Linked DNA regions of Homo sapiens: region 2 is linked to region 1. Evidence: chromatin loops called from intact Hi-C (ENCODE). Cell type or tissue: adrenal gland. All regions are shown on one strand. Each heading gives the region's core, and the rest is flanking DNA. Links, peaks and the distances in the headings are about the cores only. Region 1 overlaps APBA2 (amyloid beta precursor protein binding family A member 2). Region 2 has its middle 12 kb from the start of APBA2.

What was found. Peaks named below come from ENCODE experiments on the same cell type or tissue, not always from the same donor. Only the 100,000 strongest peaks of a DNase experiment are listed, where the experiment ranks them.
Region 2: it touches region 1 in a loop (2.0-fold over the local background); 3 of 110 quality-filtered maps call a loop at or near these places.

What each region holds. Positions count from the first base shown.
Region 1 is chr15:28,993,693-28,996,599 of GRCh38, forward strand. It overlaps APBA2 (amyloid beta precursor protein binding family A member 2), which reads left to right. Exons shown (of 15, transcript NM_001353788.2): 3 at 2,061-2,114. Among named protein-coding and RNA genes, the nearest start is that of APBA2, 110 kb to the left of the region's middle. In adrenal gland, for the core only: no CTCF peak of the experiment used is centred there; no DNase peak of the experiment used is centred there; H3K27ac peaks cover 278 bases.
Region 2 is chr15:28,872,579-28,875,485 of GRCh38, forward strand. No RefSeq gene overlaps it. Among named protein-coding and RNA genes, the nearest start is that of APBA2, 12 kb to the right of the region's middle. RefSeq lists an enhancer at 2,639-2,907. In adrenal gland, for the core only: a CTCF peak has its summit at 1,354; DNase peaks (open chromatin) are centred at 1,263 and 1,528.

The DNA of each region.
Region 1 (2,907 bases), core at 153-2,652:
AGCCTGTGGGGCTTCTGGGGGATGCACATGGATGAGCTCTGGGCTTTCTGGAGACTCGCAGACTCTGGGAAGGAGGCGGTGGGCGATGGGCAGGTCTCCTAGGGCTGGGAAACAGTCCTGAGACAGGCTCCGGGTTTCCTGAGGCGCTTCTGGGCCAGGAGCAAGTGGGAAAAGCTGGACTGCAGGGCTTGGTCAAGTGACAGCTGCCCAGAGCCGGAGTTTAGGGTGCCTGGAGAGGACAGGGGCTGGCAGGCCTGACTTTCTCACTGATCCACTTGGGGTCACAGAGCCAACCTGTAACAGAGTGAGGAACTGAGGCCGCATTGCTGGACTCCCAGTGGAGGATTCTTGCTGCTGGACTAACCTTTAGTTCATGAACTCACCCAGAAATTACTTATTTTTGGAGGACCGCAGATGGCGAGCTTAGGAGTGAAGAAGGGAATACTATTTGATGCTAATGTGATTCCAGGCAACATTCTAGAGGTTCCCTTGCAATTCACCTTCCCAGCCACCTTTGAAGTAGTTATTGGCCAGTTTTATACACGATGAAACTGACAGAGATGGTGTGAAGGGATTTTCTGACGTTCACACAGGAAGCAAGCAGCCCATGCTGACTCCACTGCGGAAAGCGTGTGTGTGATTGACATGCTTTTTGTGTGGTGCTCACTTTGGGTGTGATAAAGAGGCCTCCTTGCAAAGGGCCAGGATCTGTGAAGCACCATGTTGCTTCACAGAACAGGCCGTGAAAAGCCACAGAAGCACCATAGCCTGGGAAAGAAATGGAACAACGGTGCAAACAGCCAGTTTCCCCTGAGCAGAGGCAAGCAGGTTACGGCTCTGCAGCTCCCTTAACGGGTAGCTTGTTCAACATGGAAACATCTTTAGCCTCCTCAGAGACGTTGGGTCATCTCCTTTACATGGGGACCAGAAGTATCTTCCCTGGGCCATTTTGGGTGGAGGAAATTTCGTAATTATAACCCTCTGCTAGGGGTGTCTACCTAGGAAGTGAGAGCAACTGGCCGCTTTCTTAGAGAAGTGAAGACGCTGAGTAGACTAAACCTTTGTGATGAAGTCGAAGCCACTGTGTTGCCTGTGTCCTGTTTCCTTCCCCAGTGAATGGGGCTCTTCCCTACGACTGCAGACCCCAGGACCAGATTGCAGGTGCCCTGTCCAGCAGCGCAGCCATTCGTGAAGGGCTCGCAGCCTGGCCCGGCTCAACAGCTGATGCCCCCGGGAGGAGGCTGTATTACTATCCTTTTTGAAAGGAACACAGAAAGCCCTTTGTAACTTTGTCTGTAGCCAACATGGAGGGAGAGGCAGAATTCAGATGTGATGTTGCAGACAATTGAACACCCCTCCTCCTGTTCCACCCCAGCTTCCTGCCCGTAGCCTTCTAATGCCCTTGCCCTGAATTCCTGATCCAACCCAAGGGCCTGGCCTTGAAACCCCCGAGCCTGCTGGCAGTAGCTTCCTCTTCAGCCTTCCTGTGCAGAGCTTCCTCTATTCAGGGAAGTCTGAGACCTGGTGGCCTCTTTCTCATTCTTTTCATGAAACCATCTTGCCCAGGAGAAGGTGGGCTGAGACCCTGGGCATTGGAAAGGAGAGGTGGTCCTCCTTCCTCTCTTCACTTTCATCGCAGTCCTCTCCCCGCCCACCCCCATATGCACACCCTCCGCAGTCTGAAAGTGTCGTGAAGCACCAGCTCTGCAAACCCGTGGGGTCAAGCTTTGTTGTGGGAAAATACATATTCATGAGGGCTTTGAGGAGCCTCATTAAAATGCAGAGAGTCTCTCCTTTCAGAATGGTACATAAGCCATCTCTTTATTTGCCCAACACATTGTTCTTAAGGCAATAATTATGCGATGAATGGCTAAAGAAACATTTTAATTATTTGTTTAGGGTAATTTCTGATTATCTCATTAGAATTATAATCTGTCCACTTTTACAGGTGATTCAAAGCCTCATATTTACATTTTTATACTTGAAGGAGCTCTATGTGCGCACCTGTATCATTGCTGAAGTGAAAGTAATTTTCTCTGTTTTCTTCTGCTTTATTCCAGAAAGATTTGATCACCAGGAGATTTTTCGGGACATTACCAAACCACTCATTTTAGGTAAGAAATACAAGGCAGCGTTGCATGGAATGAGGTTTTGCTTTTGCCATGTGGGGAGCGGACCGTTTCACTGGAGGGAAAATGCTACATTGCAGGCAGAGCTGGCAACTGCCGTGGCTCTTTGTTTTCTGGGATCCTGTGTGTGTGAGCTTGGGGAGTTTGAAGCTGGGGTTTGAGTCACAGCCAAGGAGTGGATGGACACTGGGGACGCTTCTGGCACTTACCTTGCCCGGAACCGACCTGCCCACCACCCAATGACAACACAGCAAGACACGCACTCCCCATCTGTCCTCTCCTCATTATACTGGTGTTTCTGTAAACCATGGTCCTCACCAGACTCAGTCATTGATTTGTGTAACCCCTACCTAGGTTCCTAGTTACAGCGAAAGTAGACACATGTATATCGGCAATAATAGGTAGCACTCGAACCTTTCACTCTCCAGTGTGGGCAGTGGCTGGTCTACTTTGAGAAGGGACCAGCCATTGTGAGATACCAGGAAGCTGAGCAGAAGAAATCTAACTTTGATAAAAAGAGGCCTCCTCATCTTGCCAGGGATGGAGCGTGGTCCATCCTCCCTCCCTGTGCATGGAGCAGTATTGCAGCCCTGAAGACACTGCCCCATGGTCAGCATCTGGCTTGCCCTTGCCCTGTAGGACTGGTAGGAACAGAGCCCTGGTGCCAGCCGAGTGTTCCACACAGGGGAGACTTGCAAGGGACAGGTTCTGCACTGCAGATGAATTGGCTGTCTTCTTCTGTGGCTGGAGACACACAAGGCAGCGGCTTTGTAGGGAA
Region 2 (2,907 bases), core at 312-2,811, 120 kb before region 1:
TGGTTGGTGGTTTTGAGGGGTGGTGGCTGACAGGGGCTCAGCACGGTCTGTGATGCTGACAGATCGGACATTCTGCAGTGATAGTCCTGGCTCAGCTTTGGTGGGAGGAAGTCCATGCTGTTGGGACATCCATAGCCTCCTTCTCTGCCACCATGGCCACTCTTCACAGGCCCCTTGTGCAAGCCTTGGGCTGCCTGAGGGGGAGGCATTGGTAGACATTGACCCGATGAGTCCTCTTGCCTGCCTGGTTGGTGGTTTCATGTTTCTTCTCTGGTGGGCATTGATGTGCAATATCACGACCTTTTACGTGGTGCTCACTCCCAGGGGTCCGTCCACATGTGGCCACCTTGTCAAAAATGTCCAGCCTTATTCCTTAGACCCTGACTAAGCAGCCAAGCTATTTGCTATTGCCCATAAATATAGCTAATCTTGGGCCATTCCTCACTCCATTCAAAGTGACTGACCAGGCGCTCTGCCTGAGGCTCTGCCCATGGGAGGATTCTATTTCTCCACTGTCTTTCAGGGCCCCCCCGAAAGGAGGCTCCACTTCTTCCCTATCAGAGTCCTGACTGGCATGGGAGAGTGCTGAGGCCGTGTATCTGGCCATCGCTGAAGTCCTGCTTCTCTTCACATGACCTGGGCCAGGTCTCCTCCTCCAGCTGTAGGAGTTCACATGCAGCCATGTGCCTTCAGTGGGTTGTCAATCAACCTGAGCCTATGCTGTTCTCTCACCTCCCTCCTGGCTTCAATCATCAGAAATATTGCCCCATTCAGGGCATGCCCTTCCACTTGGCTTCCAGCTTGGCAGAGCTGCAGCCAGGGGAGCGTGCTGGAGTCTCGGCCCTCCACTCACTGCTGGGACTCAGGCCTTCCTGCCCTCTGCCTGGCGAGTCACCTGTCTCTAGAATCCCAGCCTCAGAGTCAGCCTCACAGGCCACTTCCTTACCAAGGTTCTTGGGTCTGTCTGGTGCCCTAGAAGCAGAACCAGAGATAAACATCCCAGTGCAAGTAACTCCCTAGAGAAGCAGGACAGATGGTAGAAGAGACTGAGGAAGGTGCGATTCCCAGCCTTGCTTGATCCCCTGGGGAGCTCCGGAGTCAGTGACTGCTCAGCGCTTGTCCCACCTCAGGGTAAGAAGGCTTCCATGTTCCTCCTCCCATTCCAGGCCTGGGGGCAAAGGAGCTGTATACTCCCAGGAAATGCCAGCGTTCTGCTGGTGAGGGTGGAGCCACTGCAGTCGTGTGAGGGGTAATTATCCAAGGAGAGTGGAGGTACAGGCCTGGAAGAAAAGCTGGCAGAGGGTGCCCACAGGATGGGGCAGGCAACACTGATGTCGGCTGCCAGGTGGTGCTGGTGCCTTCGTTTCAGAGATGTTGTCTGGTTTTCTGGGGCTGCCAGAACAAAGTACTGTGAACTGCGGGCTTGAACAGCACATGTTTATTATCTCACAGTCCTGGAGGCTGGAAACCTGAGATCAAGGTGCAGACAGGGTTGGTTCCTTCTGAGGCCTGCGGGGAGACTCTGCTCCAGGCCCCTCTCCTGGTTTCCGGTAGCTGCAGAAGTTCTTTGGCTGGTAGACAGCATTCTCCCTGCATGTGTCCACTCTGTTTTTTCTTCGTGCAACTGTCTCTGTGTGTTCAAATTTCTCCTTTTTATAAGCATGCCAGGCAGATTGCATGAGAACCCACTCTCATGACCTCAACTTCACTCAATCATCTACAAAGACCTTCTCTGCAAACAAGGCCACATTCACAGCTACTGGAGGGTTAGGACTTTGATTTGTGTGTGTGTGTGTGTGTGTGTGTGGACACAATTCAGCAGGTGCTAAAATGTAAAACATAGAGTGTCTTAAAATTGATGACATATGGCACAACCTGGACTCTCCTGAGCCGAGTAGTAGTTAGCACGTGTCTTTATTTTTATTATTGTTATTATTTTTTGAGACGGAGTCTCACTCTGTCGCCCAGGCTGGAGTGCAGTGGCACCATCTCGGCTCGCTGCAAGCTCCACCTCCCAGGTTCACACCGTTCTCCTGCCTCAGCCTCCTGAGTAGCTGGGACTACAGGTGTCCGCCACCACGTCCGGCTAATTTCTTTTTCTATTTTTAGTAGACACGGGGTTTCACTCTGTTAGCCAGGATGGTCTCAATCTCCTGACCTTGTGATCCACCTGCCTCGGCCTCCCAAAGTGCTGGGATTACAGGTATGAGCCACTGCGCCTGGCCTGCATGTGTCTTTACATAAAATTTCTGACTTGGTCTCCTAAATGCACAAAATATTCCCAAGCATAATACAACCCTGTGGTTATGTACAGGATTAAAATAGCGACAGATTCTCAATTGAAAACTTGATCCTGGCCTGGCATGGTGGCTCACACCTGTAATCCCAGCACTTTGGGAGGCCGAAGCAGGAGGATCACGAGGTCAGGAGATCGAGACCATCCTGGCTAACACGGTGAAACCCTGTCTCTACTAAAAAAAAATACATAAAATTAGCCAGGTGTGGTGGCGGGTGCCTGTAGTCCCAGCTACTCGGGAAGCTGAGGCAGGAGAATGGCGTGAACTTGGGAGGCGGAGCTTGCAGTGAGCTGAGATCGTGCCACTGCACTCCAGCCTGGGTGACAGAGGGAGACTCCATCAAAAAAAAAAAAGAAAAGAAAACTTGATCCTGAGTGGTCCTATTGCAGTGGTTGAACTGACACCTCCAGCACCTCTGAAAAGGTGTCGCTCAGTAACAGTCGGGTTGGGGGGGACCAATAATTAGAATGAGCTTCAGACAACTCAAAAGACTCCACCCTTTCCCCAGCGCCTCCTGCCAGAGGAAGCATGTGTCTGTGACTTGAAGGCATCTGGAACTCACAAGGTGAGGCTCGTTCTTCCCATGTCCTCTCTCTTGCTGCCTCCACAC